4 separate regions of the Homo sapiens genome follow, and regions 2, 3 and 4 are each linked to region 1. The links are chromatin contacts, found by Hi-C or POLR2A ChIA-PET in ENCODE. All regions are on one chromosome and are shown on one strand. Each heading gives the region's core, a stretch centred on a gene start or an enhancer-like site at or near the end of the contact. The rest is flanking DNA. Distances are from core to core; before and after follow the strand shown. Region 1 overlaps RUBCN (rubicon autophagy regulator). Region 2 holds the start of LMLN (leishmanolysin like peptidase). Region 3 overlaps BDH1 (3-hydroxybutyrate dehydrogenase 1). Region 4 overlaps LRCH3 (leucine rich repeats and calponin homology domain containing 3).

Region 1 (6,112 bases), core at 2,589-5,088:
CTCCCAACGTTGCCAAAGAAGCACTCAAGTTGGGTATAGATAATTCTCTAGAATAAACATGCACTTTTACTCCCACCAATTGAGTTGTGGCTTACCAAGAATCAGTTATTTTTGTTCCCAAACCTATTCCTGTCAGTTGTACTTGTTATAATTTCACATTTAAAGTAATGATTATGCACTTTGAGGAAATGACTGTATTTATAAACACTAGTATGCTCTGAAAAGCCTTTTCAGTAAAGGTAAGTCACTATAAAGAGTTGATACTGAATTAGGTGGAGGCAAGACAATTTTCAGAAGTTAGGGGAAAAATGAAAAATGAAAATTTTATATTCATACTACAGGATTTTTTAAATTGCTGGCTCAGTATAAAAGAAATTGAAACTGGAAATTCTATCGCATAGTTTATATAAGAAAGATGATACAGACTCCATCAGTGGGCCCATACTCACAGAATAGGCTTTGACCCAATATCCTAAGATTGTTGAATAGATATAAATTTATGTTTTAAATTAAAATAAAATGTTTGAGTTACATATATTATCACTACTTGATTTCCCTCACTTCGTCAATCAGTTAATGATCCAGGTCATGTTGCATAAGCAGTTTTTTCCTGTTCTTATCGAAAAATGGTGTGGAGTTCACAGAGTAAATAAAAGAACAAATGTTTGCATGTTGAGGGAAAAACCACCACCATCACCACCACCACCACCAACAGATGCTGTAAGAATGAGGAACTACCCGCTACCATAATGAAAAGCTACTATGGGTTTTTTTTTTCTTTGAGACGGAGTTTCTCTCTGTTGCCCAAGCTGGAGTGCAATGGCGCGATCTCGGCTCACCGCAACCTCCACCTACCAGATTCAAGCAATTCTCCTGCCTCAGCCTCCTGAGTAGCTGGGATTACAGGCTTGCGCCACCATGCCCGGCTAGTTTTGTATTTTTAGTAGAGACGGGGTTTCTCCATGTTGGTCAGGCTGGTCTCAAACTCCCCACCTCAGGTGATCCGCCTGCCTCGGCCTCCCAAAGTGCTGGGATTACAGGGGTGAGCCACCGCGCCCGGCCTGAAAAGCTACTATATTAAAACTGAGTGGTGATGGCAAATAAACAGAGAACAACACACCAGAATAGAAATTGAGAAGTTGATACAAATGCATAGGAAATTAAATACATTCCAAATAAATTACAGATGGAACAATTTGAATGTAAAAAACTAAGCCATAAAAGTAATAGACAAAACCATGGGAAAACACTCTTAATAACTGCAGAGTAGGCTGGGTGTGGTGGCGCACACCCGTTTAATCCCAGCATTTTGGGAGGCAGAGGCAGGCGGATCACTTGAAGTCAGGAGTTCGAGGCCAGCCTGGCCAATATGTGAAACCCTGTCTCTACTAAAAATACAAAAATTAGCCAGGCGTGGTGGCATGCACCTGTAATCCCAGCTCCTCGAGAAGCTGAGACGGGAGAATTGCTTGAACCCAGGAGGCGGAGGTTGCAGTGAGCTGAGATCGTGCCACTGCACTCCAGCCTGGGCAACAGAGTGAGACTCTGTCTCAAAAAAAAAAAAAAATCACACAGTAGAAAAGCCCTTTCTAAGCACCACACAAAGCCCTAAGAGAAGTCATAAAAGAACTGATTAATTTGACTTACTAAAAGTCAGATATTTTGGCACAGTAAAAGCCACCATAAGAAATGTCAAAAGACGGCCGGGCGCGGTGGCTCATGCCTATAATCCCAGCACTTTGGGAGGCTGAGGCGGGTGGATCACCTGAGGTCAGGAGTTCAAGACCAGCCTGACCAACATGGTGAAACCCCATCTCTACTAAAAATACAAAATTAGCTGGGCATGGTGGCACATGCCTGTAATCCCAGCTATTTGGGAGGCTGAGGCAGGAGAATCGCTTGAACCCCAGAGTCAGAGGCTGCGGTGAGCTGGGATTGTGCCATTGCACTCCAGCCTGGGTAACGAGTGAAACTCCATCTCAAAAAAAAAAAAAAAGAAAGAAATGTCAACAGACAAACTAGGAAAAAATATTTGCAACTCCCATTACAAAGGACTAATTTCCTCAATAAATAAAGAATATCTATAAATCAGTAGGAAAAGACTAAATCTACTGAAAATAGGAATAAAATAGGAAAAAGTTCACAGGGAAAAAAATTCAATGACACTTATAATATCTTTTCATGCTAAGAGAAGTGTAATCTTTTACTTTTTTTTTTTTGAGATGGAGTCTTGCTCTGTCGCCCAGGCTGGAATGCAGTTGTGTGATCTTGGCTCACTGCAAACTCTGCCTCCTGCCTCCTGGGTTCAAGTGATTCTCCTGCCTCAGCCTCCCAAGCAGCTGGGACTACAGGCACATGCCACTAAGCCCAGCTAATTTTTGTATTGTTAGTAGAGACAGGGTTTCACCATATTGGCCAGGCTGGTCTCAAACTCCTGACCTCGTGATCCACCTGCCTTGGCCTCCCAAAGTACTGGGATTACAGGCGTGAGCCACCACGCCTGGCCTCTGGTGAGGATATTTATATACATAACTTCCTGGAGAGTAATTTAGCAATAGCTATCAAAATATCAAATGCACATGCCCTTTAAGAATTCTAGGAATTTATCCTACGGTAAAGGGCAAAATTATTTATACACAAGCACTGTTACTAATAGCAAATGATTGGAAACAATCTAAATATCCATTCACCAGGGGACTGGCTAAATAAGTGATGGTACATACGTACAATGGAATATTATAAAATGACAGCTGTAAGAAAGAATGAAGAAGCTCTCTATGTAATGATTTCGGATGAATTACAAAACATATTAAGTGAAAAAGGCAAGATACAGAATAGTTACTACAGTATGCTATTATTTATATTTAAAAACTTGCAGGTATAGCAAAGAAAATCATTGGTAATTGCTTTTATAAGCATAAAAATTCTCTGGAAGGGCTGGGCATGGTGGCTCATGCCTGTAATCCCAGCACCTTGGGAGCCAAGCTGGGAGGCTGCCTGAGGCCAGGAGCTTGAGACCAGCCTGGGCAACATAGTGAGACCCTGTCTTTAAAAAAAATTTTTAATTAAAAAAAAAAATTCTCTGTAAGGAAACTAGTAAATGGTAGTTTTTTATGTGATCAGAAGGGAGCAAGACTTTTCACTGTATAGTTTTATACTTTTTTGATTATCTAGCTACGTAAAATACAGTGTTCAAAAATTAAATATTTTTCAAGTTATAGAGTGATATATATAGTACAACCTTAATGTTTTTTTTAAAACACATAAATACATAGAAAAAAGCAGAAAATATACCTCAATGTTAGAGTGGTGACTATCGCTTGGTGTTGGGATTATGGGTGATATTTACTTTCTTCTAAAGTCTTTTAGGTATTTTCTGAATTTTCAACAAAGAAAATATATTACCTACATTACATATTCAGAAAAAAACCACAGAGGTCTTTTTTTCATTATTGATTTTTTTTTAATTGGACCATCTATGCTGCCAAGAACTAGTTTCTTCTTGATTGTGGCAAAAGGAGGAATCCTTTCACTTCTCCTATTCAGCTGAGCAATCTCAGGGGCTAAATGTCTCCACATTTCTAAGCAACAGAAAAGAGGCTATCAAATATGCCTTGCCTTCTGGAAGGACTAAAAAGGTAGCCCAGATGCAGCTGTCAAGAAAAATGAGATCCCTCTAAGAATACGATCATGATGTTACAGCTTTCCTAAGGCCCTGAGTGAATTTTTAAAAATACAATTCACATTCCATAACGCATCCTCCTGAGAGCCCAGAGGGGACATGAGCAGCATGAATCACTGTATCAGCCCCTCCTCCTGACGAGGGCACAACACCCAGAATAGCTCGGTGATGACGCAGCAGCCTGAAACCTTTGAAAGCCCTCATCTTTCAGAGGGAGGAAATGAAAGCGAAAAACAAGTTCTTGACGCAGACTTTAATTCTCAGATCTTTACCAGGCAGAACAGAGCAGCAAGGAAACCGGCACGGATCTTTTGATTCTTCCCACTAGAGCCTGCAGTTGCTAAATGTGTGTGTGTCCATATGACAAATCTGCCTGATTAGCTCTGCTTCTGATTACTAACACTACTGGGGTTCTCAGGATAGGAGGCATGTAAAAAAGGAGAGAGAAAAGATAAAATAAAAACAAATAAAAAAATTAAAAATACTACTGCTATTTTGCAGATGATCATATGCTTTGATATTTTTCATTCTGATGACCAGATACTTTCACAGATATTATCACTTTTTTTTTTTTTCTGAGATGGAGTTTCGCTCTTGTCACCCAGGCTGGAGTGCAATGGTGCAATCTCAGCTCACTGCAACCTCCACCTCCCAGGTTCAAGCGATTCTCCTGCCTCAGCCTCCCGAGTAGCTGGGATTACAGGCATGCACCACCACGCCCGGCTAATTTTGTATTTTCAGTAGAGATGGGGTTTCACCATGTTGGTCAGGCTGGTCGTAAACTTCTGACCTCAGGTGATCTGCCCGCCTCAGTCTCCCAAAGCGCTGGGATTACAGGCATGAGCCACTGTGCCTAGCCAGATATTATCACTCTTAATAACTATAACAAGATATGTGAATAGTGTTTTGCATTTATCAAGCAGCTTTCATTTGAGATTCTCATTGATTTGACTTCCATTTCTCTTTCAGGCACAGATAGTGAAACTGTCTTGTAATATGGTTAAGTGATTACTCTAGATGACAGTTTAATATTAGTAACAGGGCCAAGAGAAGAACCCATTTGCTATTAGGACACAAGTACCTGACCCATTGAGTGGCAGTGCCACTCATCTGGTAGCTATTTTGGTCAGCAGCCTGGGAAACTTGCACTGAGTTTCTGTAAAACACACTGGCAGGATTCCCAAGTTTCTGACTTGGGAGACTGAGCAGGTCAATGCCACAAATAGGAAGAAGGGCAATCTCATGAGAGAACATAAGTTTAGTTTTGGTAATGTTGTGCTCGGGCCTGAAAGACAGCCAGACAGTAAGGTACAGGAGACAGCTAATCTTCTGGATTTAGAGTTCAGCAGAGAGGTGAACCTGCTGAACCCTGAGGTGGGGGTCATCAATGGGTGAGTGATCGTGCAATGTGAGCAGATGAAACTGCTTCAGGAAAATACACAGAGTAAGAAGAGAGAAGGGCATACGGCAGAACTGCATTAAAAAAAATTCCAGGCCAGGCACGGTGGCTCATGCCTGTAATCCCAGCACTTTGGGAGGCTGAGGTGGGCGAATCATGAGCTCAGGAGTTCAAGACCATCCTGGCTAACACGGTGAAACCCTGTCTCTACTAAAAATACAAAAAAAAATTAGCCGGGCGTGGTGGCGGGCGCTGTAGTCCCAGCTACTCGGGAGGCTGAGGCAGGAGAATGGCGTAAACCCGGGAGGCAGAGCTTGCAGTGAGCTGAGATCACGCCACTGCACTCCAGCCTGGGCGACAGAGCGAGACTCTGTATCAAAAAAAAAAGAGAATACAAAGACAAAAGAGTTATATAATTTGCCCAGCACCACTCAGTTAATGGTGAAGCTGAGATTAAAATGTGAGCAGTCTGATTCAAAAGTCCGTAATTTTAACTGCTACGTCACTTTATTTCCCATGGATGTGAGCAATGAGTCTAGATTCTGATCTAGGTTCTAACTGACTCCAAAGACTTTTGTCAGTCTATGATACAATGTTGCCTCCTCAGTCCTAGGATGGTGCTTTTTGCTGTTTTGGGTTTGCTTTTTTTGTTGAGACAGGGTCTCCCTCTAGGCTGCAGTGGCACAATCATAGCTCACTGGAGCCTCAACCTCCCAGGCTTAAGCAATCTTCCCAGCTCAGCCTCCGGAGTAGCTGAGTCTACAGGCATGCACCACCATGGCTGGCTAAGTTTTTAAATTTTTTACAGAGATAGGGATCTTGCTGTGTTGCCCAGGCTGGTCTTGTATTCCTGGCCTCAAATTTCTAGTGATCTTCCTGCCTCAACTTCCCGAAGTGCTAGAATTATAGGCATGAACCACCACGCGCAGCCAAGTATACACACTTTAATACCAATTAGTTGATTAGCTCTTTTCCAATGTGATTACTGGCTGAGAATAAATTCTGATAAAAAAGCAAGATGAGCTTAGAGT
Region 2 (6,112 bases), core at 1,378-3,877, 250 kb after region 1:
TTTTAAGGCAAACAAAGTGCACTGATGCTGTATTCACCAGAAGTGAGCAGTACTTCAAGGCCGGAAGTTGGAAGTTGTATATTAGAATGCTAATGAAATTGAACTTGGGAATTACGCAGTCAGCGCGAGGAAGTGCTGATCTTGGACACCCACTCCAAAAGGCCAACATAAGCTAAAAGTACCTACTGTGTTCATTGTGCCAGTTAAGTAGATGTGATCAGTAGTACTCGGGGTATTCAGGGATAGAGGCATGTAGGTATACTGGCTGCGTAACATAAAACCGTAAAGTGTAGAGGAAGAAATAGGGCGGCATCTCAAAGAGGAAATGGCAGGAAGATTTTAGGAACACAAGTGGCTGACTGGAAAGTCCAGAAAACTAAAATGCCACATGAGAGGTCTCCTGTACTGAACTGAGGATCTTAGGCTTAAGATTGTTCTTGAGTGTAATACAACGTCACTGAAGAACTTGATTCACAGGAAATTTTAAAATTTACTCATTTGAGACAGGGTTTCTGTTGCCCAGCCTGTAGTGCAGTGGTGTGATCATAGCTCACTGCACCTTTGAACTTCTAGGCTCAGACAATCCCCTGCCCACAACCTCCAGAGAATCTGGTGCATGCCAGGCACGTCCAGCCAATTAAAATGTTTTTTCGGGGTCCCAGGCTGGTCTCGATTCCTGGCCTCAAGTGATCCCCCTGCCTTGTTCTCCTAAAGTACTGGGATTACAGATATGAGCCACCAGCTCAGATTATTTCAAATCCCAATGGCATCCCAGCATAAACAAGGGAAAATTAGGTGGGCTTTTCAGTCTCAAATGGAGAATTCTAACATGTTTCTGGCTTTGGGGGCTGGATGGATAATGGTGCATTTACAAAGTTGGGGAATCAGGAGATGGTTTTGTGGGAGGAGCTAAAGTTGAATTTGAGGAAGCTGTAAGATGTTAACCTGTGGACATATCCATGAAGACAGATGGGTATTTCAGGTCTGGGTTAGGCATATGGAGAAGTGGATGGTATTCTGAGTGGAACAGACACACGGTAAGTGGTAGGCATCTGAGCAAAGCGGGGGAAAACAAACGGTTGAGACTTTAACTCGAGTAACTTACATGTGCAATGGCAAATGAGACTCAAAAGCAAATACATGCTCTTCCTTACTGAGATGATGCAGCATTTGTAAATAATAAATGTATGTTTTTATGTTTTTCTCCTCCCATATGGAAATTAAGTCAAAAGTACTCAAGTCACCGTTGCCAAAGGAGGAGTCCTGTGGTTTACAGGAAAGGGCTTGCGTGGCTGGTAACTTGTCCACTACACCATTGAAACAGCTTTGCCTCCTGGCTGGGCGCGGTGGCTCACGCCTGTAATCCCAACACTTTGGGAGGCGGAGGCGGGCGGATCACCTGAGGTCATGAGGTTGAGACCAGCCTGGCCAACGTGGTGAAACTACGTCTCTACTAAAAACATAAAAATTGGCCGGGCGTGGTGGCGGGTGCCTGTAATCCCGGCTACTCGGGAGGCTGAGGCAGGGGAATAGCTTGATCCCGGGAGGCAGAGGTTGCATTGAGCCGAGATTGTGTCACTGCACTCCAGCCTGGGCGACGAGTGAAACTCCGTCTCAAAAAAAAAAGAAACAGCCTTTCCTCAGCATAACACTATTGTTACAGCCAGGAGCTTAGGATGACTGGTTCCATTCTTTATTCACAATAGCAATTTATTTGTGGTATTGTAGTGGAAAGGGCACGTTTCCTAAGTTACAAATGTGGTTTGGAATCCCACCTTCCACTAGTTGTGGGATGATACACACATTTAGTGAGTATTTACTTGTAAAATGGTAATACTTAAAACACCACCCCATCCTCGTAGCTGAATCTCCACCCATAGTTTGTAACTTGAGGTTTTCCTTCTTTCCTACTCCTTCATTTCCCAGTATAGTAGCTTACCTATTCAATTCCCGTTGAATGACTTCCAGCTCAGTGAGTTCGTAATTTTACTTCTTAGTGTCATGAGCCACTGGGATTTGTCCCAATTTCCCATTTTGTATAGTTCCTCACGGCTCAGTTTCGAAGGCAAGGTTTCCTTAATGGCCAGGATCCCCCTTATCTCAGGTGCAGTGGCAATTCTTGGCTGGAAACTAAAAGATGGAGTTGAGTAAAACAGTAAACGGTGTATCATAGATTTTTATAGGAAATGGCGTTAGTTAAGTAATGGGCCTAAAGTTGGTGACTCAGGATAAGTAAATGAAAGTATTCCACTCACCTTTTCATACAGAGGACTACACTGAAAGATTTTGCAGAGGGTTGTATGTACGTCTAAACACCTGGCACCTAGTAGGTGCATGTCACTTTGGTAAATGAAAGAACTGAAAAACTGCCTCAAGACACCCACATACGGCCAACGCCCGCTAGCCTTTCTTCCTCCCACAGCCCCACTCACGTGGGCCTCCAAACAGCATTTATTGGCCGGCTTCGCGCCACGAGACGCGATGGACGTGATCGCCGCCCTCATCTTCTGCGGCGAACTTCTAGCGGGTGACGCTGTCCAATCGGAAAGCGCCTTTCCGCCGGCTGGGCCCTCCGTCTACCCCCAGCGGCGAGGGGCGGGGCCGGCGCGGGCGCAGAGGCGTCACGCACTCCATGGTAACGACGCTCGGCCCGAAGATGGCGGCCGAATGGGGCGGAGGAGTGGGTTACTCGGGCTCAGGCCCGGGCCGGAGCCGGTGGCGCTGGAGCGGGTCTGTGTGGGTCCGAAGCGTTTTACTCCTGTTGGGCGGGCTCCGGGCCAGCGCCACATCTACTCCCGTCTCCTTGGGCAGTTCCCCTCCCTGCCGGCACCACGTCCCCTCTGACACTGAGGTAGGGCGACATGGGCGGGAGCGGGCCCTCTCAGGGTAAAGTCACCCAGAAGGAGCAGGCGTAGGAGATAGTGACTGGGAGAAGGTGTCCTGGATGAGAAAGCGAAATTGGGGCAGAGCCTGACTCTTACAGGCCTGGGACCCGCTCTCAGCTCCCTACACCCTGCAAGTTGGCTGTTAGGCGCTCAGAACAGTATCACTTCTGTGCGGAGGGTTGTGCTTAGCAGTAGCCCTCGAGGAGTGGTTTTCAAACTTGAGCGTGCATCACAGTCACCCGACGCACATGGTACAACACGGATTGCCGCCCTCAGTCCCCCACTTAGTGACTCAGTAGGTCTGGGATGAGTCCCCAGAGTTGACAGTTTACGTTCCCAGCTGGTTGGTGAGATATGCTTGTCCGGGGACCACTTTAGGAACCGCTGACCTGAAGTTTCGGGAAGACATTGAACGGAGAGCCAGATAGAGGCGTTGGTGGGACGTTGGGGGCTCACTGGAGACAAAATTCAGGTTTCTTTTCACGTTATGTCGTCACTTTGTTTGCTTTACCCGGTTCCTCTGCTCTGGAAGTGCCTGCCCGCCTCCCATCCCATTTTTCTCTCTGCTTAAATTCTTTGTCTCATTTCAAATTCCCTAACCTCAAGGCAGCCTGCTGAAACCACCACAGCGCAATATTCTTTTCATTAAAAAGTACATCGTGTCTGTACTCCCTCCTGGCATTTAACCAAGTACTGCTATGGGATAATGGCTTATTTTTTAGGCGTATCTTGCCTTTGCAGTTAGATTATAAGGTTCCGTGGGATAAGGTTTGTGTTTCATACTTTGATTCCTTCACAGTATTTAGGTCAGAGGTGGGTCCACGATAATCCATATTCTTTGAGAAAGGGAGAGTACCTGGGGCAGGGCTGCATGCTGATACACCTACACATGTTCAATTCAGCCCAGAAATCTAAAGACACTCATTTTTATGGTAATTTCCCAAAATGTTACATGCATACTCTTCATAACCAAGTGAGCCAAAATATTAACTTCGGAGTTTATAGCTTTTTTGCAGCTTTTATCATGCTGCATTTTCGCTGAATTCTTTAAAAAAAATTTCCCACAAAACCCTGCACTTCTCTCTTTTAATTTGGATTAAAATAAGAGAAAGAGTCCTGGTCCCTAATACGTTTCGCTAGTTCCTCATAGAGTATATAAATACCCTGTCGTCCTCACTATTCTCCTTGTTTTAACCTGGACACGGAGTATAGCCAGGAGCTACAGTGTTCACTGTAGTTACGCTAATGACTATACCTCTGTTCAATGCTACAGGAAATTACATAACTTTTTTGGTTTTGGTGGTGTTGGGGAGCTACAAAACAGTTTTACTTTTTAACTGGTTCTCAACTAAAGCCTGTAAGTTTTGTTTTTACCTTTTATTACGCCGGTACAAACAACATCAGAATAATTTAATGAACCCGCATGGACCCATCACCTAGCTTTAACACCTAGCTTTAAGGTTCCGCCATTCTTGTTTCATATACTTTCAGCCATTCCGCAGCCCCCTACTTGAGTTACTGTTCTTTTGAAGTTTTTTGGTAAAATTTACATATATTGAAATGCCACAAATGTATCCATGCACATCCACATAAAGCATACAACCCATCACAACATAGAACGTTCCCACATCTCCAGACGTTCCCTCCTGTCCTGTGCCAGTCTCCTGCCCACCCCAGGCAACTAGTTTTCTAATTGTTTTTTTTTTAAATACTAGATTAGTTTGGCCAATTCTAGAGCTTCGTGTATTGAATGGAATTATATGGTATGTACTCCTCTGTATTTGGCATCTGCTCAGCATTATGTCTGTGAGATTCGTGTTGTATGTGATAGTAATTTATTCCTTTGAATTGCTGAGTATTCCATTGAATACTTATATCACAATTTGTTTTTCCGTTATCTTGTTCAAAGATGGGTATTTTGGTTTCTTCCAGATTTTAGCTATTATAAATAAAGCTGCTGTCAATATTCTTGTACAGTAATTTTTGTGGATATATGTTTTCATTGTTCTTGGATAAATACCTAGGGGTGAAATTACTGGGTCAAGGGTAGGTGAATGTTTATAAAAAATACTAACCCTTTCTCCAAAATACTCTACCATTTTACACCCCCATCAACAAAATATTAGTTATGGTTGCTGCATATCCTCACCAACAGATGTCCTTTCTAAGAAATCTTTAAATACCCCCTAGGTCATAAAAATATTCTCCTGTGTTCTAGAAGCCTTCACTTTTAGGATTATGATTCATCTGAAATTAATTTTTATATATGATGTGAGATAGGGGATCAATATCCTTTTTTTTTTTTTTTGCCCCATATGGGTATTCAGTTGCCTGGATTATGTACCTCTGTAATAAATATTGAAATCAGACAGTATTGTTATTGTAAGCATTCCTGCTTTGTTCTTCCTTTTCAAAATGATTTTGGCTATTTTAAGGCTTTTATATTTCCATATAAATTTATTTATTTTTTGGCAGGGGGAGGCTCAAAGACAGATCCATATAAATTTTAGAGTCAGCTTCTCAGTTTCTTCAAAAAAGCCTGATGGGTTTATGATTGGGATTGCATTTACTCTATAGATGATTTGGAGATAATTGACATCTAACAGTATCAAGTCTTTCAATCCATGAACATAATGTATGTTTCTCCATTTATTGAGGTGATGCATAATTTTTCTCAGCAAAAATGTATAGATCTTGCATTTTTTCTTCTGTTTTCTTTTCTCTCTCTTTTTTTTTTTTGTTTTGTTTTGAGACAGTCTTGCTCTGTCACTCAGGCTGGAGTGCAGTGGCAGAATCATAGCTCACAGCAGGCTTGAACTCCTGGGCTCAAATGATCCTTCTGCCTTAATCTCCCAAGTAGCTGGGACTCCCAAGTATGCGCCACTACACTTGGCTAATTTTTTATTTTTTGTTGAGACAGAGTCCAGGTGGGTTTTGAACTCCTGGCCTTAGGCGATCCTCCTGCCTCGACCTCCCAAAGTGCCAGGATTACAGGCATGAGCCGCCGTGCCCAGCCAGATCTTGCATGTTTTTTGTTAAATGTTTTCCTAAGTCTTTTATTTTTTGATGCCATTGTCAGTGGAATTATGGTTAAAGTTTTCCAGTTGTTTGCTGCTAGTATGTAAAAATACACTGCTAGTAGGTAGAAATAATTTTTGTATATTAACCTTGTCTTCTGAGACCTAGCTAAACTTATTTATTCTACTAGGGTTTCCTCCCTTACAATT
Region 3 (6,112 bases), core at 1,766-4,265, 200 kb before region 1:
TCATGCTTGTTGTTGCTAGGACTTCACCATAGATGTATGGATCTTACCCTTTTTGCCACAATTGTTTGCTATGCCAGAGAAAAAAATCCAAGTCAATGACTTCTAAAGTGGTTTGCTCACATTTGGCCACCCACATGGTTTGGGTGTTTTGTTGGTTTTCCAAATTTCTAATCTTGATTTTTACTATTGTTCCCTAATACCACAATGATCTCATTTTTTAAACTACGATATAAATAACCCATAGAATGAATATGCCAGATTTTACTAACCACACCTGACTGATACAAAGATGTGTACACACAGCTTTGTGCAAAGGGTGATTCTCTCTATAGATTAGGTGTGCAGAGTGGATGGCTGCTCAACTCTTTAAGCTTTTGCTGCATGGACCACTGACCTCTTACCTGCTCTGCTTCCTCCTCCCCTACCCGGCCACAGCCCCTCTGCCCACCATCACCCCAGGCCCAGCATAGTCCCTGGGATTCACGAGCTCACCTCTGCTGAGTTGTGGACATTGGAGCTGCTGGGACAGGTATTTCCATTCTGAGCAAAGATGAACACGTGGGGCAGGTTCAGGGGCAGGAGGGAGCTCCCTTTCCCACTCACCTTTGGCCCTTCGGATGAGGGGGAGAAAGGATTTCGTCATCCGCACTGTGCCCCAAAGGTTCACTTCTGCCACCTGCTTGTAGGTCTCCAGGCTGGTGAACTCCACCTCCCCGAACGTTGAGATGCCGGCATTGTTAACGAGGCCCCACATGCCTGGACAGGAGAGGGATAGATGTGCATTTACCACATGGGCTTGGCCCAGACATTGCCCATCAGCCTGCAGGCCAGCCTCCTCTCTGCTTCTTTCCTGTGACTTCCCAGCCTCTCGCCCAGTGCTCTCAAGAAACTTTCTAGAGTCACTCAGGAACGACAGGAGGTAAAGAGGCCTAAAGTGCTGACTGCAGCCCTCCCTTGCGTCTAGAATGTCCAGTCCTCACGTCACATCTGCCTGGCTCGAGTCTCTGGGCCCATCATGACCCAGCCTGCCGTGTCCCCCGGCCTTCAGTCTCACCTCACCTCAAATTCCCACTTCCACTCCACTCCACCCCATCCCATCCCCACACCCTGAGTTTGAGTTTCACGCCCCGTTCCTGTTTACTCATCTCTGCCCTTGAGCTTTTGCTCACGTCTTCTCTTCTCTTGCCAGAAGCCAGGGAAATCACAGGGGAGGTGGGCACGAGGAGGCAGCTGTGTTTTGCAGGGACCTCTCTGAGTTCAGTTTGTTGGGGTGCAAAGGCTGGATGGGTCAGAGCCTCAGGACAGAGCTGGGCCCTGCCTCTTTGTTGTGGAAACCCTCAGTGTTTGGTCTCCCGGGCCGATAGCCCCGTGCTCCTTCCCAAGGCACAGCCTCAGAGCAGAGCTCCCATCCTGGGGCCCTCCCCTGCCTGTGGGAACTCGGCGCTGCTTTATTTTCCAAGTTAATCATGGAAATGAGTTTGTGTAAATGACAGAGTAATTGGTCTCTAGCTGCTTTCCTTCCGTGTTACCCAAATTAAAGCTTCATTCACTGCCCTCTGGTGCCTTCTCCTTCAATTATGGAGAATTAAGGGCATTTATTAGGGAAAGGAAATTGCTGGTTAACAGAGTGTCCATGAAGAGCTCACTCCCACTCTCCACCAAAGCCTTGCGGGTGTCTCCCTGCTCTAGGTCTCACCTGTGACCTCGCTCAGATGCTAATGACAGGATCAGCGTCATCCACGACCCCACAGCTCCCACTGTCTCCCTGCAGACGCGCCCTGAGTCTTCACCTTCTTCTCTTCCCAGGAGGAGCAGCAGGCCACTCCCCACCCGTCATGGCTGACACTTCCACGTCATCTTCGAGACCATAGCCACTGATCCTTCTCTCTCTTTTACACAATTTCAGCTTTTCCACTGCCCATGACTCCATCCCTTCAGTTCTATACACATTAGGAGCTCAACAAATGTGTGTTAGATGAATGAGTGTCCACAAATACCGCATTTCCATATCCCGAAGATCCTTCTGTAACTGTGCTACCTGCTCTCCCTCCCTCCACGCCAGGCTTCCAAGAACTCTATCCTGTAATACAAAGATTAGCCGGGTGTGGTGGCGGGCACCTGTAGTCCCAGCTACTCGGGAGGCTGAGGCAGGAAAATCTCTTGAACCCAGGAGGCAGAGGTTGCAATGAGCCGGATCATGCCACGGCACTCCAGCCTGGGTGACAGAGCACGCACACACACACACACACACACACGCGCGCGCGCGCGCTCTATCCTCTCCATCTCCCTTCCATACCACACTGGGTCCCAGCCCTCAGCTGTCCTGACCACGCAGTCTCCAGGGTCTCCAGGGTGGTACACCAAGGACCTCACCCCCAGTCTTCACTCTCCTCAGGCTCGCTACGATATGAGTACTGCCAGTACTCCTTGAGGCTCACCTCTCCCTCAGCATTAGTGATACCCAGGCATCTCCTGCATCTTCCCTGACACCTTTCTTTCACCTGCCCCCAGATACAAGTGGCCCCCAATGTCCTGGCCTAATCCTGCTCCTCTCAAAGTACACTTAACTCTTAGGTGTCCTCATCTTCTTCATGTTTGTGAATTTTGCAGCCGTTTTGTGTTTGATTCATAACGGACAATATCCCATGACTTAAAATGCATACAGCCCTTTCTCTACCTAAAAATAAAACAATGACATTTGACGCTACTATCCAAAAAAGTTTAATGAAACATGACCTGTGAAAGTGCACAGCCCCTGGATTACAGCTTTAATGAGTGTTGAGAGTGGTGGACCTAGTTGCCATCTGGAATCCTCAGCCAATGTTCTGAATAAACTCACGGAGGCATGCCCGCTGGTTGGGTGACAGCAACTTTCCTGTAACATCCCCAAGATCGCCTCCGCACCAGTGGCCCCTCAGTTCTCCTTGGGAGTCACGGCTCTCTCTCCTCATCCCATCTCCTGTCTCGCTTCCACCTGAATGTCCCACGGGTCCCTGACTCACCCTAACCACAACCAACACGTCAAGTTTCCAAGCTGCCCAAGCCTGCTCCTCCTCTTTGTTAATGATTTTACTTTTGTCTGTGACTCCTCCAGCTCCTCCACCCCTCCCCCACCTACTGAGTCACCCAGTACTGCTAATATTACAGCTCAAGATCAACATGACAGCTGGCAGACCCCTAATCAAGCCCTTTACATTCATTAACTTCCCTGATCCTCACAACCACCCTGGAAAATAGATCCTAAATTGTCTCATATCCGGTTGAGGCAACTGAAGCTCAGAGAGGTTAAGCACCTTGGTCAATGTCACCCAGCTAACAGGCAGGGAGGGTGGGATTTGGACCCAGATCTCTCTGAGGACAAAGTCCCCACGCCCCAGGCTGTTGCTGGTTTCCTCTGCTGGGTCAGTTCTTCCTTCCTGTTTCCACTAGCATTCCCTTGGGTCCTCGCTGCCTGTCTCCTGGGCTGCTGGAGAAGCCTCCTGGGTCTGTTTGTCTCACTCACTCCTCCACCTCCGTCTTCACCCCACCCCTCAGGCAGACCCATCAGTCACTTCCTGCTCTATGGTCTCCATCCCCCCTCAGGCCGACCCCCGCATCAGTCATTTCCTGCTCTATGGTCTCCATCCCCCCCTCAGGCCGACCCCCGCATCAGTCATTTCCTGCTCTATGGTCTCCATCCCCCCCTCAGGCCGACCCCATCAGTCACTTCCTGCTGTATGTCTCCATCCCCTCCTCAGGCTGACCCCCCCACCCCATCAGTCATTTCCTGCTCTATGGTCTCCATCCCCCCTCAGGCCGACCCCCTCATCAGTCATTTCCTGCTCTATGGTCTCAATCCCCCTTCAGGCCGACCCCCCCATCAGTCACTTCCTGCTCTATGGTCTCCATCCCCCTTCAGGCCGACCCCCCCATCAGTCACTTCCTGCTCTATGGTCTCCATCCCCCCTCAGGCCGACCCCCCCAATCAGTCACTTCCTGCTCTATGGTCTCCATCCCCCTTCAGGCCGACCCCCCCATCAGTCACTTCCTGCTCTATGGTCTCCATCCCCCCTCAGGCCAACCCCCTCATCAGTCATTTCCTGCTCTATGGTCTCCATCCCCCTTCAGGCCGACCCCCCCATCAGTCACTTCCTGCTCTATGGTCTCCATCTCCCCCTCAGGCTGACCCCCCCAATCAGTCACTTCCTGCTCTATGGTCTCCATCTCCCCCTCAGGCTGACCCCCCCCATCAGTCACTTCCTGCTCTATGGTCTCCATCTCCCCCTCAGGCTGACCCCCCCCAATCAGTCACTTCCTGCTCTATGGTCTCCATCTCCCCCTCAGGCTGACCCCCCCAATCAGTCACTTCCTGCTCTATGGTCTCCATCTCCCCCTCAGGCTGACCCCCCCCATCAGTCACTTCCTGCTCTATGGTCTCCATCTCCTCATCAGGCTGACCCCCCCCAATCAGTCACTTCCTGCTCTATGGTCTCCATCCCCCCTCAGGCCGACCGCCCCCCATCAGTCACTTCCTGCTCTATGGTCTCCATCTCCCCCTCAGGCTGACCCCCCCAATCAGTCACTTCCTGCTCTATGGTCTCCATCTCCCCCTCAGGCTGACCCCCCCCAATCAGTCACTTCCTGCTCTATGGTCTCCATCTCCCCTCAGGCCGACCCCCCCCCATCAGTCACTTCCTGCTCTATGGTCTCCATCCCCCCTCAGGCCGACCCCCCCCATCAGTCACTTCCTGCTCTATGGACTCCATCCCCCCCTCAGGCCGACCTCCCCGATCAGTCACTTCCTGCTCTATGGTCTCCATCTCCCCCTCAGGCTGACCCCCCCGATCAGTCACTTCCTGCTCTATGGTCTCCATCCCCCCCTCAGGCCGACCCCCCCGATCAGTCACTTCCTGCTCTATGGTCTCCATCTCCCCCTCAGGCTGACCCCCCCAATCAGTCACTTCCTGCTCTATGGTCTCCATCCCCCCTCAGGCCGACCCCCCCCATCAGTCACTTCCTGCTCTATGGTCTCCATCCCCCCTCAGGCTGACCCCCCCCATCAGTCACTTCCTGCTCTATGGACTCCATCCCCCCTCAGGCCGACCCCCCCCCATCAGTCACTTCCTGCTCTATGGACTCCATCCCCTCCTCAGGCCGACCCCCCCCATCAGTCACTTCCTGCTCTATGGTCTCCATCCCCTCCTCAGGCCGACCCCCCTCATCAGTCACTTCCTGCTCTATGGTCTCCATCCCCCCTCAGGCTGACCTCCCCGCCCCATCAGTCACTTCCTGCTCTATGGTCTCCATCCCCCCCTCAGTCACTTCCTGCTCTATGGTCTCCATCCCCCCTCAGGCCGACCCCCCAATCAGTCACTTCCTGCTCTATGGTCTCCATCCCCCGCTCAGGCACCCCCCATCAGTCACTTCCTGCTCTATGGTCTCCATCCCCTCCTCAGGTGGATCCCCCCATCAGTCACTTCCTGCTCTGTGGTCTCCATCCCACAGCATGGTAGGCCAGGCCTTTTCCAAGCTTCTCCCTTACTCCTCCACATATGTTCTGCTGCCTGTCAGCCTGCGAGCAGCTTGTGTTGAAATTCTTCCCATGCTCTTGTAGTGGTCTGATCCAGGCATGAGTGCTGGACGGCTCAGAGCACTCTCCCACTTCACAGATGGGCAAGCTGAGACCCACACAGGGGGCAGGTGCAAGCCCAAGATCACATTTCTAATAAGTGAAGCCCAGGTCAGGCGTGGTGGCTCAGGCCTATAATCCCAGCACTTTGGGAGTCCAAGGCAGGTGGATCACCTGAGGTCAGGAGTTTGAGACCAGCCTGGCCAACCTTGTGAAACCCCTTCTTTACTAAAAAAAAAAAAAAAATTAGCTGGGCATGGTGGCAGGCGCCTGTAATCCCAGCTCCTCGGGAGGCTGAGACAGGAGAATCACTTGAACCCGGGATGTGGAGGTTTCAGTGAGCCGAGATCGCACCATTGCACTCCAGCCTGGGCGGCAGAGTAAGACTCTGTCTCAAAAAAATTAATTAATTAATTAATTAATGTTGACTGACTGACTGGTAAGTGATGTGCCAAGATCAGGCCATGCCCACGGCCTGCTCTCGGGCCCACTGGCTCGGTGTCC
Region 4 (6,112 bases), core at 2,572-5,071, 170 kb after region 1:
CCTTCCAAAATCAAAGCCAATGTCTCAAGTGTGGGGTGACAAAGTACTGCCCACAGGCCAGCACTTCTTCTTGTAAATCAAGTTTCACTGGAACCCAGTCACACTTTCTTGTTTGCATATTGTCTATAGTTGCTTTCAAGCTCCTGGCAGACTCGAGTGGTTGCAACAGTTCTTTTTTTTTTTTTGAAATGGAGCTTTGTTCTTGTTGCCCAGGCAGGAGTGCAATGGTGCGATCTCAGCTCCCCACAACCTCTGCCTCCCGGGTTCCCGGGTTCAAGTGATTCTCGTGCCTCAGCCTCCCGAGTAGCTGGGATTACAGGTGCCCGCCACCACACCTGGCTAATTTTTGTATTATTAGTAGAGACGGGGTTTCTCCATGTTCGTCAGGCTGGTCTCGAACTCCCGACCTGAGGTGATCCGCCCACCTCAGCCTCCCAAAGTGCTGGGATTATGGCGTGAGCCACCGCACCTGGCATTGCAACAGTTCTTATGGCCCTCAGAACTAACATTTATTATCTGATCCTTTAAAAAAAAGTTCGCTGACCCCCTAGTCTACAGCATTGAGAGTTATGAAGCGATTGCCAGGAGTATTTCTAAAGTTAGCAAATATTTTTTAATGTTGCTAGTAGGCTGGGCATTTAGCTGATGCCTCTGATCCCAGCACTTTGGGAGGCTGAGGCAGGCAGATTGCTTGAACTCAGGAATTCAAGACCAGCCTGGGCAACGTGGCGAACCCTGTCTCTACAAAAATTGCCCAGGTGTGATGGCATGCAACTATAGTCCCAGCTACTTGGGAGGCTGAGGTGGGAGGATCACCTGAGCCTGGGAGGTCAATGATACAGCGAGCCAGGCTTGCGCCACTGCACTCCAGCCTGGGTGGCAGTGAGACCCTGTCCCAGAAACAAAACTTCTCTAGTAACACATTTTCTTTTCCTCATTTCAGCCTAAATTAACAATGGCGAAATGCAGGCGAAATGTGGAAAATTTCCTAGAAGCTTGCAGAAAAATTGGTGTACCTCAGGTAATAAATTTATCATTTTTTATGTTGCCTAAATAGACTTGGTTGTCCTAAAATTTTAGAAATGTAAATCTCTAAAATCTTACAGGACTAGCTCTGAGCTAAGTCGATCATAATTAACATGACTTTGTGTTACAAGAGTCAGTGTACTTTTGAACAGTTTTCCTTGATTATTTCCAAGGACCACACAAAGAAATTATAAATATATAGATTGAAATAAGTATAAGTAATTTGAAATAATTATTCTATTTTCCTAAACTTTCCCACTTGCTATTTGACAACTAAATATATCCTTCAAAAACTAAGTATATCTCAGATTGAGAATGCTGCAGTTGGCTTCAGTGTTCTAACACTTGCTTTGATACTTTTTAAAATGTTTTAGACTTCCAGAAATGTTGAAAAAATAGCCTAGAGTTCCTTTTGTATACTTCAGTCAATTTCTTCTAATGTTAACTAACGTCTAATACAAACATAGGACAGTAATTCAAACTAAGTAACATGAGAACAATACGATTAACTGAATTACAGGCTTTATTTGGATTTCATCAGTTTTTCCATGAAGCTCTGGTTCTTTGGAGTCTGGCATGCAACAGGCCATTTCTAAGCTGTTGTCCTGCTATGAGGATTTATTGCCTCCAGCTCAGTTATAACTTTATTGCCCTTTAATATTACAAATAGTTAAATTTATTTATAGATGCGATTAAGGGAAATGAACTTGATACAGTCTTATCCAATAACCCCTTTAAAAAGCAATTATATTAAACCAACTAAGTATTATACTATTAAGGAATATTATGTGGTATAAAGACAAATTTAAAGAAATAAATGACTTGGTGCCATGTGATACTTTTTCATTAACCACGACCATTACAAGTCTTGTTAACATATTTTGTCTATAGCCTGCAAGGAGGAAAACATGATTCTTCTCTATCACCTTCTAATTAGGTATCAGTAACTCAGGGGTGGCCCTGGGGCTCATCAACAGCTCCACCATTGCTCTCAGAGTTTGGTTCCTGTTCCTGTAGCTTCCATGACAGTGATTCTCTTTACCCAACTCACCGCACCCATGGCAGTGATTCTCTTTACCCAACTCACCGCACCCATGACAGTGATTCTCTTTACCCAACTCACCGCACCCATGGCAGTGATTCTCTTTACCCAACTCACCGCACCCATGGCAGTGATTCTCTTTACCCAACTCACCGCACCCATGGCAGTGATTCTCTTTACCCAACTCACCGCACCCATGGCAGTGATTCTCTTTACCCAACTCACCGCACCCATGGCAGTGATTCTCTTTACCCAACTCACCGCACCCATGGCAGTGATTCTCTTTACCCAACTCACCGCACCCATGGCAGTGATTCTCTTTACCCAACTCACCGCACCCATGGCAGTGATTCTCTTTACCCAGTTCACCGCACCCATGGCAGTGATTCTCTTTACCCAACTCACCGCACCCATGGCAGTGATTCTCTTTACCCAACTCACCGCACCCATGGCAGTGATTCTCTTTACCCAGTTCACCGCACCCATGGCAGTGATTCTCTTTACCCAACTCACCGCACCCATGGCAGTGATTCTCTTTACCCAACTCACCGCACCCATGGCAGTGATTCTCTTTACCCAGTTCACCGCACCCATGGCAGTGATTCTCTTTACCCAACTCACCGCACCCATGGCAGTGATTCTCTTTACCCAACTCACCGCACCCATGGCAGTGATTCTCTTTACCCAACTCACCGCACCCATGGCAGTGATTCTCTTTACCCAACTCACCGCACCCATGACAGTGATTCTCTTTACCCAGTTCACCGCACCTCTTTCTAACTAGCCAGGAGTTGACTAGGCCACAGCATCACATGTTACAAAGTGAAAGAGAGAGCGCCCAGCTCCACAGATCATCTGTGTCAGCCAGCAGGATTCCCAGGATTGTTTTTCTCTTATGAAAGTAGATCATCATTCTATTATTTATTTTTTACTTTTTTCTTTTGCTGTTTTTTTTTTAACTGAATTATACAAGAATGGAAATTTACATAAAGTGGTAGTTAGCAAACACCTTTTTGATTCCTATGGACAAATTGAAAGCAAAATTTTCGTTTTTATATTATGTTGTTTTATAAAGGGTCATCTTTTAGAACAGACCTTTTTAAATATTTTGAGAGCACTGAATATGGTTTCTGAAGAAATAACATACATTCTTTTAAACAAGTTTATTCTAATAGTGCACATTAGCCTCCAGTTCTTCCCTTCTGCTTCCTAAAGAGGTTCTTGCTACACAAACATCCAGTGTCTGCTCTAGTTCCCTGCCACAGTGTCTTTAAACAAAGAGAGTATGGCATGGGTTGGTGCAGAGAATGGGAAATGCAAAATAGACAGGAGAGTGCTGAAAATGGCCCCACTCAAGCAAGTCATGTTGACTTACCAGATGTCAAAACCTGTTGAAAGGTCTAAGCCTGTCCGCGGGGCTTTCGGAAGCATCCTCTGAGGGTCTCTGAGATTTAAAGTCCGTACCTTGGAATTATTTCAGGATGTTCCCACCATCAGCCAACAAAGTACAAAACAGTGTGCCTTAAAATACACATTTAAGTTGGTATTTGCATGCAGTGGTTGACCATGTTTGTTATGGGCCAGCCTGCCCCTGTTCCTACCAGAGCTGTGCTGTTGGAAGGCAAGTACGAAGAAAAAAAAAATACAGTTTTAAAAGACTGGGTCTTTTTCCAGAGTGGTTAGGCTGAGGTTTTGATGCATCCTCCCTCCTTCTCCGTCACCAGAAAGAGGAAATGGACGTTCCCATAGGCTGCCCCTTCCTTCTCCCCTTCCACCTCCCACCCACGTCCCCACCACAACCACTGCCAGTTTTACACGGCTTCCTAGCAAGCTGCTACTTCTGCTGAAAAATTAGTCATCTGTCTAGAACAAAGTGAAAGAAAATGAATAAACGCACAAACTCGTAGGTTCAAACTAGCCTTCTGAGGTCCCTCTGCCAGAGGAAGAGAAGAAACTTCTACCTCCTCGTCTTCCTTTTTCTCCTGGTCTCCAGGTCATTCTGGCCTTTACTTAAACATCCCCACTTTGCTCTGTGTGACTTGAACATTGGGAATGTAATAATGACCACTTTTGAAAATGTAAAACAGAAAACAATATTACAAATATTTTTGTCAGATTCTATACCCAGGTAAGATAGATAAAGACAAATAATTTCCCTTCTCTGTGTAACTTTTAAAGTGTTGTACAAGTTAAAGTATGAGTGAAATACTGAAGAACAAGGCAGTTATTAAAAACCTCTGATGACATTGGGCATGTGGGTATTTGCTTTATTTTTATGCTTCTATTCAATATGCTACATTCAAAAAAACTGTAATGGGTGATTAAAAACTTGTATCTGAGTCCAGTATCTTTTGTCCCAGAGTCGTTATGTTATGTGTTAAAGGATGTCTGTCTCCCTGTTGTCAAGTCCATTCTTGTATTTATTTAATGAATTTTGCAATCTGTAAAATGGAGGGTTTGGATGATCTCTGAGGCCCTTAACAGCTCTGCCTTCATTTTGAACACATTCTCGAGCTGGACTTGGTTAAAATAGACACCCCCTGGCCGGGCGCGGTGGCTCACGCCTGTAATCCCAGCACTTTGGGAGGCCGAGGTGGGCGGATCACGAGGTCAGGAGATCGAGACCATCCTGGCTAACATGGTGAAACCCCGTCTCTACTAAAAATACAAAAAATTAGCCGGGCGTGGTGGCGGGCGCCTGTAGTCCCAGCTGCTCGGGAGGCTGAGGCGGGAGAATGGCGGGAACCCGGGAGGCGGAGCTTGCAGTGAGCCGAGATCAGCGAGACTCCGTCTCAAAAAAAATAAAAAATAAAAAAATAAAATAAAACAGACACCCTCTGATTTTTAGAGGAATGCCAAGTCATTGAATGCATTTGGCTTCTGGGTAGTAAATTACCCCCGGATCATGAGGCTTTCCTCAGTCTTTGAACCTTTTTGATGTACATGGCTTTCTCCAAAAACGTCCGTCTCCTCAGCCTCTGCAGTTTTCGTCCTTGCTTTCTGACCTACTTTTTTTTTTTTTTTAAATAGAGGAGAATGAGTCAGGAAAGAGGTTGCTTCACACACACCTCACTACATTCAGGCCTCACACGACCCTAAACCAACATCCACTTCTGTGTATTGTATTTTTTTTTTTTTTTTGAGACGGAGTCTCGCTCTGTCACCCAGGCTGGAGTGCGGTGGCGCGATCTCGGCTCACTGCAAGCTCCGCCTCCCGGGTTCCCGCCATTCTCCTGCCTCAGCCTCCCGAGTAGCTGGGACTACAGGCGCCCGCCACCACGCCCGGCTAATTTTTTGTATTTTTAGTAAAGACGGGGTTTCACCGTGTTAGCCGGGATGGTCTCGATCTCCTGACCTCGTGATCCACCCGCCTCGGCCTCCCAAAGTGCTGGGATTACAGGTGTGAGCCACCGCGCCCGGCCTGTGTATTGTATTCTTAATGTTCAGACCAGTCACCAACAAACGAATTTTATTCTGCTATTTAGTAGTAAGATCAGGCTCAGCATGGAGAAGATTCTTTGTAGTTTGGGTTTTCAGCGTTTTATTTTTGTTCCTCAATGTAAAAATGTTACAGGATGTGTATATGTGAATATGACTGAGATGATCATATGAATTCTATACTCAAATCTGCATTTCTGATCCACTGACTTTGTTTTTCTGTTTTCCTTTCCTGCTTACACTTTGGACAGGACAATCTTTGTTCCCCTTCCGACATCCTTCAGCTAAACCTCAGCGTTAAAAGAACTGTTGAAACGCTCCTTTCTCTTGGGGCACACTCAGAAGAATCCAGTTTTGTCTGTCTCTCTCTGCAGCTTCTGGGTTTTGTGGCATTTTACTGTACTGTGATGTTAACTCTCTGTGTGCTTTATTACTGGCTCTTCCCCGCTCGCTGAAAGATTGCACTCCGGTGACTTTCTGCCTCATTCCTGTGCTTGGTAAAGGAGGTTTGTTTCTCATCCAGAATTATTTACATAAGTGCTTTTTCTCCCTGCTGGCCCTCAAAGAGCTAACCCATAAAGGAGGTAAATCCTTTCTTTATATTTG

The links. A loop is a pair of places that touch in the nucleus more often than their neighbours do. ChIA-PET counts read pairs that join two places held with the same protein, here RNA polymerase II (POLR2A). Pooled maps may share reads with other maps.
Region 2: a pooled map shows a loop between it and region 1 (4-fold over the local background). The contact joins the promoter of LMLN here to the enhancer-like site in region 1. A Hi-C loop is called at or near these places in 10 of 50 pooled maps. POLR2A ChIA-PET finds 5 or more read pairs at or near these places in 7 of 52 experiments (CD4-positive, alpha-beta T cell, H1, Panc1 and 4 more).
Region 3: a loop to region 1 is called in a pooled map, with 2.4 times the contacts of the local background. The contact joins two enhancer-like sites. A Hi-C loop is called at or near these places in 1 of 50 pooled maps. POLR2A ChIA-PET finds 5 or more read pairs at or near these places in 4 of 52 experiments (A549, H1, MCF 10A and 1 more).
Region 4: a loop to region 1 is called in a pooled map, with 4 times the contacts of the local background. The contact joins two enhancer-like sites. A Hi-C loop is called at or near these places in 8 of 50 pooled maps. POLR2A ChIA-PET finds 5 or more read pairs at or near these places in 2 of 52 experiments (H1 and OCI-LY7).

What each region holds. Positions count from the first base shown.
Region 1 is chr3:197,708,618-197,714,729 of GRCh38, forward strand. All of the region lies in intron 2 of RUBCN (rubicon autophagy regulator), which reads right to left. Among named protein-coding and RNA genes, the nearest start is that of RUBCN, 25 kb to the right of the region's middle. RefSeq lists a silencer at 1-188 and enhancers at 734-843, 3,380-4,000, 3,721-4,015, 3,724-4,093. Within about 2 kb of position 3,839, at least 39 of the 41 ENCODE cell types and tissues checked have a DNase peak (open chromatin) inside an H3K27ac peak, as active enhancers do; they include CD4-positive, alpha-beta T cell and Panc1, where a contact is called at or near this core.
Region 2 is chr3:197,957,590-197,963,701 of GRCh38, forward strand. It overlaps LMLN (leishmanolysin like peptidase), which reads left to right and starts at 2,628. Exons shown (of 17, transcript NM_001136049.3): 1 at 2,628-2,851. The coding sequence starts at 2,657. It overlaps DRC9 (dynein regulatory complex subunit 9), which reads right to left and starts at 2,402. Exons shown (of 12, transcript NM_032263.5): 1 at 2,256-2,402; 2 at 1,940-2,130. RefSeq lists an enhancer at 1,405-1,905 and a silencer at 2,457-2,686.
Region 3 is chr3:197,513,661-197,519,772 of GRCh38, forward strand. BDH1 (3-hydroxybutyrate dehydrogenase 1) reads right to left here. Exons shown (of 8, transcript NM_203314.3): 7 at 604-756. Among named protein-coding and RNA genes, the nearest start is that of LINC02012, 7.1 kb to the left of the region's middle. Within about 2 kb of position 3,016, at least 9 of the 41 ENCODE cell types and tissues checked have a DNase peak (open chromatin) inside an H3K27ac peak, as active enhancers do.
Region 4 is chr3:197,874,755-197,880,866 of GRCh38, forward strand. LRCH3 (leucine rich repeats and calponin homology domain containing 3) reads left to right here. Exons shown (of 21, transcript NM_001365715.1): 20 at 944-1,021. Among named protein-coding and RNA genes, the nearest start is that of RPL35A, 72 kb to the right of the region's middle. Within about 2 kb of position 3,822, at least 2 of the 41 ENCODE cell types and tissues checked have a DNase peak (open chromatin) inside an H3K27ac peak, as active enhancers do.